Linked DNA regions of Homo sapiens: region 1 is linked to region 2. A link is a contact called in ENCODE Hi-C data. All regions are on one chromosome and are shown on one strand. Each heading gives the region's core, a stretch centred on a gene start or an enhancer-like site at or near the end of the contact. The rest is flanking DNA. Distances are from core to core; before and after follow the strand shown.

Region 1 (2,700 bases), core at 119-2,618, 2.3 Mb before region 2:
GGTGTGTTCTGTATTTGGATGTGGAGTTATTTTAGATTTCAACACGGTCTTGAAGAAAGTCTTCCTTCAGACTATTTATAAGGCAGAGATTAAGTCCTGGAAATTATTTAAGTATCTTATTTCTGCTTTTAGGTTAAATGTAACTTCCTACCTCAGCTCTATTTCTCTTCCTGAAATTAGCTTTTCGTCATTAGGGGAAAGGAGTCCACGTTGGTTGGGGAGCCTGCGCGCCAGCATCCCGGCGCATCCCGGGCGCCGGCCGAGGAGGACCGGCCGAACAGGACCCACGGCCCCCGGGGAGCGCCGGCGCCCAGCCCGCGGCGCGGAGGGGCCGAGCCTGCGCCCGCCTCCCCCGCTGGTTGGTCGAGGAAGCCAGAAATCAGCGCGAGGACAGCCTCGCTCTCCTCCCCGAAGCGGCCAGGCATGGCCAGCCCGGAGAGTGCGGCGACTCCACCGTGAGCTCTCGAGAGTGCCTGCCTGCCTTTCGCCGGGGGCAGGCGGGCGGCGGGGCAAGAGGAGGCGCCGTGCGCCGGGGTCGCTGGCCCAATTCTCGACTCGGGGTAAGATGGCTCCGCTCCGAACTCGCCGGCGCGACCACACGCACAGCCTCTCCCTTCCCAGCCTCCGTGCTCGGGCCCGGAGGGTCGCGGAGGCTGTTGGCGGCGCGGAGCCAGCCCGGCGCGACCTCAGGCGGCGCAGCGGGAGCGAGTGCGGGTCTCCGAGCTGCCCGCCCGCAGACAAAGCTGACAACATGGCTACCTCCGCTCCTCCGCTCAAACAAGTTCCTCGCAAGTTGAGCCCGGCAGGCGCCTGGGCTGCGGCGGAAAGCCGCGCGCGCCTCGGCGGCCGTCGTCCATCAACTTCAAGTTTCCCTCCGCAGAGCAGCCCGCGGCCGCCAGGCGCCGAACACAGCCGCCCAGCGCGAGGCCCGGCCCGGGAAACTTTCAACGTCTGCAGCCCGCAACTGACAGCCCGGGCGCACGGGCGCCGCACTCACCTTCAGACAGGTCCTCGATGCACTCGAAGGTGATCTCGAACTGGAACGGGTTGTAGAAAGGAGAAGGGTTATCCAGCACCACTACATTGTTCACCTGAACCTTTGCCATATTTTGAAAAAAACACAAACAATGGGAACTGGGGCTGGTTGCGGCACAATAAAGTCCAGCGCGCGGCCGCTCGGGAGAGCGCAGACCCCCGCTCCAGCGCCGGCCAGACGTCGTGCAGCGGCGACTTGAGAAACTTTTTTCCTCTTTTTATTTACACGGGAGCACTCCACAGTGTTTTGCAGCTTTCCTATTTCACTAAACTACAGCCCATTCTGCTCTGATAAGTAGCAGCGTTGCCCTCGATTGGCTGCACCCGAGTTCTGACCCTCCTCCTCCAGCGAGGGCCTCGGCAGCCAGCAAGATGGGCTCCCGCTCCCGGAATGGACTCGGAAACTTTAACTGCGGCTCCACCTGCTGGTGTGGATTAGGACAAAGGCGGAGAACAAAGTGAGTGGAATAAGGGCTGGGAGGCCCGCGCGGAGGCCGCCGGCGGCGGCGCGGAGAGGGGCGGAGGGGGCGTGGCCGCGGCGGGGAGGCGTGGCTGCGGCGGGAGGGCGCGATCCGGCCGACGCCCGCCCCTCCAGTTGGCTTCGTGTGGGTGTTTTGGCGTTTTTTTGTTTTTTTTTTTGTTTTTTTGGTTTTTTGATTTAACGCTCTTTTTACATCAGTGCAACAGCTTTGCCGGCCTTGCTGAATTTAGCAGATGAGAGTCGGTGTTTACACTGGGTTAGGTTCAGCTTTCTGCGTATCGGGTAGTATTTGGAGTAGAGAGAAAGATTGGCTGCAGGGGAAATAAATTGCATGTTATAGACCGATGTCAGCTCGAAAGGAGCAAAGCCATTTTGGAAATCTAGCTCTTGGCCAGTATCTACGTTTAGGCACGACAGCGCCGTTAAGCAACACAAAATGAAGGGCGAGGAATGATTTTCTACACACTGTGCTTGGAAAATTTAAATAGGTAACCTTTGGGCTTGCACCTGGGCGTCTTCTTCGGAGTCCAGATCTGGGAAGTCCTAGAATAAAAAAAAATCACAAGAGGTGTGATCAGTTATACTTCAGGTTACTGCCATTTGGAGAGCATAGCAGGAACATAAAAGGAGAAAATGGAAGTGTTAGGAGACCAACAGGGCAACAAACGTAATAGAGATGGGAAAAAGAACACAAAGACATAGCAAGACATTTGATCTTCAAAAAAATTTCTGACCTAAACCGTTAGTAAAGCAAATTCTGAGGAGCCCTTGCTTGCCTGTAACCAGTTGAGGTCTGAACTGAGGAAATGTTGATTCGTTTATGCTGCTTGGCTACCATTGCGGGGAAAGAGAAAGCTTTAACATATTTGTGAGCCTAAACCGTTTCTATTTAGTAAGTGGTATAAAGGTTTGTTTTATTATCTGCTAGCCATAAACCATCATTTTTTTCCTTAAATGTTGTGAATGAAACCACCAAACTTGGCCAAATTCAGAGAGAAAATTAATTCTTAAGTATGTGTTCTGGAAGAGTTTTCTCTTAGTATAGTGCCCAGAATTTTGATTTGTCATTCTTTGGTCATTGTTCATACTTAAGTAGGTGGCTTTTGATGAAACGTTTTCATCTGATGGTCTTTTGAAAGTTAATGTGAGACAGCTAATGTCAACCCCTCGTACATTTAGGAAAA
Region 2 (2,706 bases), core at 55-2,554:
AGGTGAAGCCAAGAAAACTAAGCTAAACAATGAAAGGGAGAGGGGTTGGAATTTATAAGTTAAAGTAATATACCTTACACTATAAATTCTGACTATCAACGATAGGCAACACTCAAAGGAAAGGATGGGGAATGTAAATGCACACACCTAGGTTCTACTCACTCATATTGGCTTTATTTGACCGCTTCTCAAATCTCAGAGGAGCCATATTGATATAGTTATGTAGCATTTTTATAATCATCCGAAGCATGGCTTAATAGAGAAATCTCGTCCTCTAAATTATACCTAATGAACTTCTCATTATAATATTTTACATTAGCCCAACCTACCAAGTAATCTTCTGCTCTCTCAATCTCAGCTGGAGCTGAATCCCAAGTCCCATATGTCTGGAAAGTGAAAGAACAGGCAAGCGTTCTGGACGTATAACTCAGTACCAGCCCTGCCGCTAACTCGCTGGCGGACAGTACAGAGCAAGCCACTTAGCTTTCCTGAACCCCCATGACCTTGGCTTGGAGCAGGAGCCCCAGGATAGATGATGTTTAATCTCCCTTCCAATCTAACAACCTATGAATTTATAGCAGAACGGAAATTTGGGCCACATTATCCATTAGGCATTCTGCTGAATGCCAGATTTTTTTTTTTTTCATAAGAAAAGAAACCCGACAGACTTCAGGGACTATGCTACTCTCAAAACCGATTTGAGTAACTGAAAACAGCACTCTGAATCCTATAAACTAAAACAGCATCGTATGAAAAACAGTTTCTACCTTAATAAAGCTAAAAATGTGAAAACTAACATTCTTGCGGCTGTGGAAAAACGAATCGCACTTGGAGTATTTTTTCTCTTAATGTATTATAAATCTCAGGTTGCTGTAGGTTACACAGAAACCAAAGTAATCCCGACTCAATTTTCAGGCCTGACACCCTCCAACATCACCCGGACTTTTAGATTTCCGGGAACAAGCAGAGAAGGAGAAAAAGTCACTGGGTTGCTGGTAAGTGACTGAAGAACTTGAGGAGTGGAGGGCAAGGTGGCCGCGCGGCCTCAAGGTCCCCTTCTCCACCCCAACCTATGAGGCCCAGAGCTGCGGCAGCTCCTGCCCGTCCTACTCCACCTCGGGGCGGCTACAGGCTTGCGGCCGCGGGAGTCACCTGTGAAGGAGTCAGGGTAGATGGACTCCAGGGCCTCCAGCTCGTTGCGCTGCTCCTCGCCGTAATCTGTCATCGTGGCCCTTGCTCTTGCCCATAGATCGCCCAGACACCTAGGCGGCGCGCAGCAGCCCAGACAGCTGCCGCGCCGGGAGAGCGGGCGGCGGCCAGGCGGGCGCAGGCGCAGAGTCCCCGGCTGGAAGGCCCAGGGCCCAAAGCCAGACCCGGCTTGCTTAACTGCAGCTCCGCGCCGGCCTCCGCCTGCTCCCTACTTCCACGTTCGACTCGTTCTGCCTGGCCAGGGGGCACTGATTTGCTGCCTGTCCCACACTCGCTCGGGACTTGCTGGGACGGTGCGCGCGGTCTGGCATTCGCCAAGGACACCTACAGCCGGCTCCTGGGCTTTGCAGGGCCTGAGCCTTAGAAGCCTCTCAGCGCTGCATCCTCGCTCGATGAGTCTGGGCTGAAAGGCCGGCATCGCGCGTCAGTGAAGGATAGTGTCGCTGGTGGCCGGGCTGGGGCGAGGGGCGTCCGATGCCTTCACCTTTTCTGGTTTCCGGTTTGACGCCGTGGCGTAGGTGCTGCGGGCTTGCAACCTAGTGTGGACTGGTGGGGCTCAGGAGATTTCTGAGCTTCTCGAACTCCGTATTGCTTGGCGTCCTACGGGAGTTGGACGAGAGGCTGGGACCAGTGTAGATTCCACTGGGCAGGGGAGCAAAAGCTCTGCACTGCCTTGAATGAGTATGGAAGGGTCGGTCTAACTGCTTAATAAGTCGGGGTGGATCCAGGAGGGAGAAATAGACCGGAGGTCCGGCTTCTCGGTTCAGATCTTTAGGCTTAACTTCTGATTTTGTGAAATGAACGCAGCTGGACGTATGATAGATCTCAAGATGTCTGTGATTGTGTATTTGTGAATTGATGAAAGGAATGTAGATCTCAGTAATAACAATTATCATATGCAATGTAAAAATTGCAGTACCCCGAGAAATGTTGAGAACCTTTAATTTGGTAATACGACTTCCAAGAATAAACTTGAGCAAGTAGCATGCATCTGTGATCTCCAAAATCATTGCAGCAATTACAAAGAAAATTTTCAAAGAACCATGATGGCAAAAGCTAAGAAAATGGCTAAATAAACATGGTTAGCTTTATGAAAATGATATTAAAAACTATGGTAACAATAATAAAGGATCCCATGTTCCTTTATTATATTATTGCGCTAAGTCGAAAAATGGAAAATTTTAAGAAAATACTCAAAAGCTGTTGCCCACTTTTCTGTATTTTTCTTTGTTTTGATTTCTCTGTATTAAAGCTGGTTTCACTGGTATAGTGGGAGGAACACTTTTTAAATGAAAGATTCCTAATGATGAAGCCCCTGAAGCACCAGAAGGCACCTTGATCTTTTATTGAGGAGTGCTGCTTACCTATAGCAGAGGAACACTTTGATACTGATTCCGTGTTTACGGTATTAAGGGTTGATTTCAGGCGTTCTTTTAAACTTTAATGAAAAAGTGGAGTCTCCTAACTATGATGACAATCAAATAAAATACATAAAGT

What was found. Hi-C counts contacts between places; a loop is a spot of excess contacts on that map. Pooled maps may share reads with other maps.
Region 1: a loop to region 2 is called in a pooled map, with 12 times the contacts of the local background. The contact joins the promoter of ASF1A here to the promoter of RWDD1 in region 2. A Hi-C loop is called at or near these places in 10 of 50 pooled maps.

The regions. Positions count from the first base shown.
Region 1 is chr6:118,892,820-118,895,519 of GRCh38, reverse strand. It overlaps ASF1A (anti-silencing function 1A histone chaperone), which reads right to left and starts at 1,368. Exons shown (of 4, transcript NM_014034.3): 1 at 998-1,368. The coding sequence starts at 1,106. All of the region lies in intron 8 of MCM9 (minichromosome maintenance 9 homologous recombination repair factor), which reads left to right. RefSeq lists silencers at 174-703, 1,494-1,633 and an enhancer at 1,084-1,173.
Region 2 is chr6:116,570,102-116,572,807 of GRCh38, reverse strand. It overlaps RWDD1 (RWD domain containing 1), which reads right to left and starts at 1,304. Exons shown (of 7, transcript NM_015952.4): 1 at 1,153-1,304. The coding sequence starts at 1,225. RefSeq lists enhancers at 1,050-1,149, 1,370-1,699, 1,730-1,909 and a silencer at 1,250-1,329.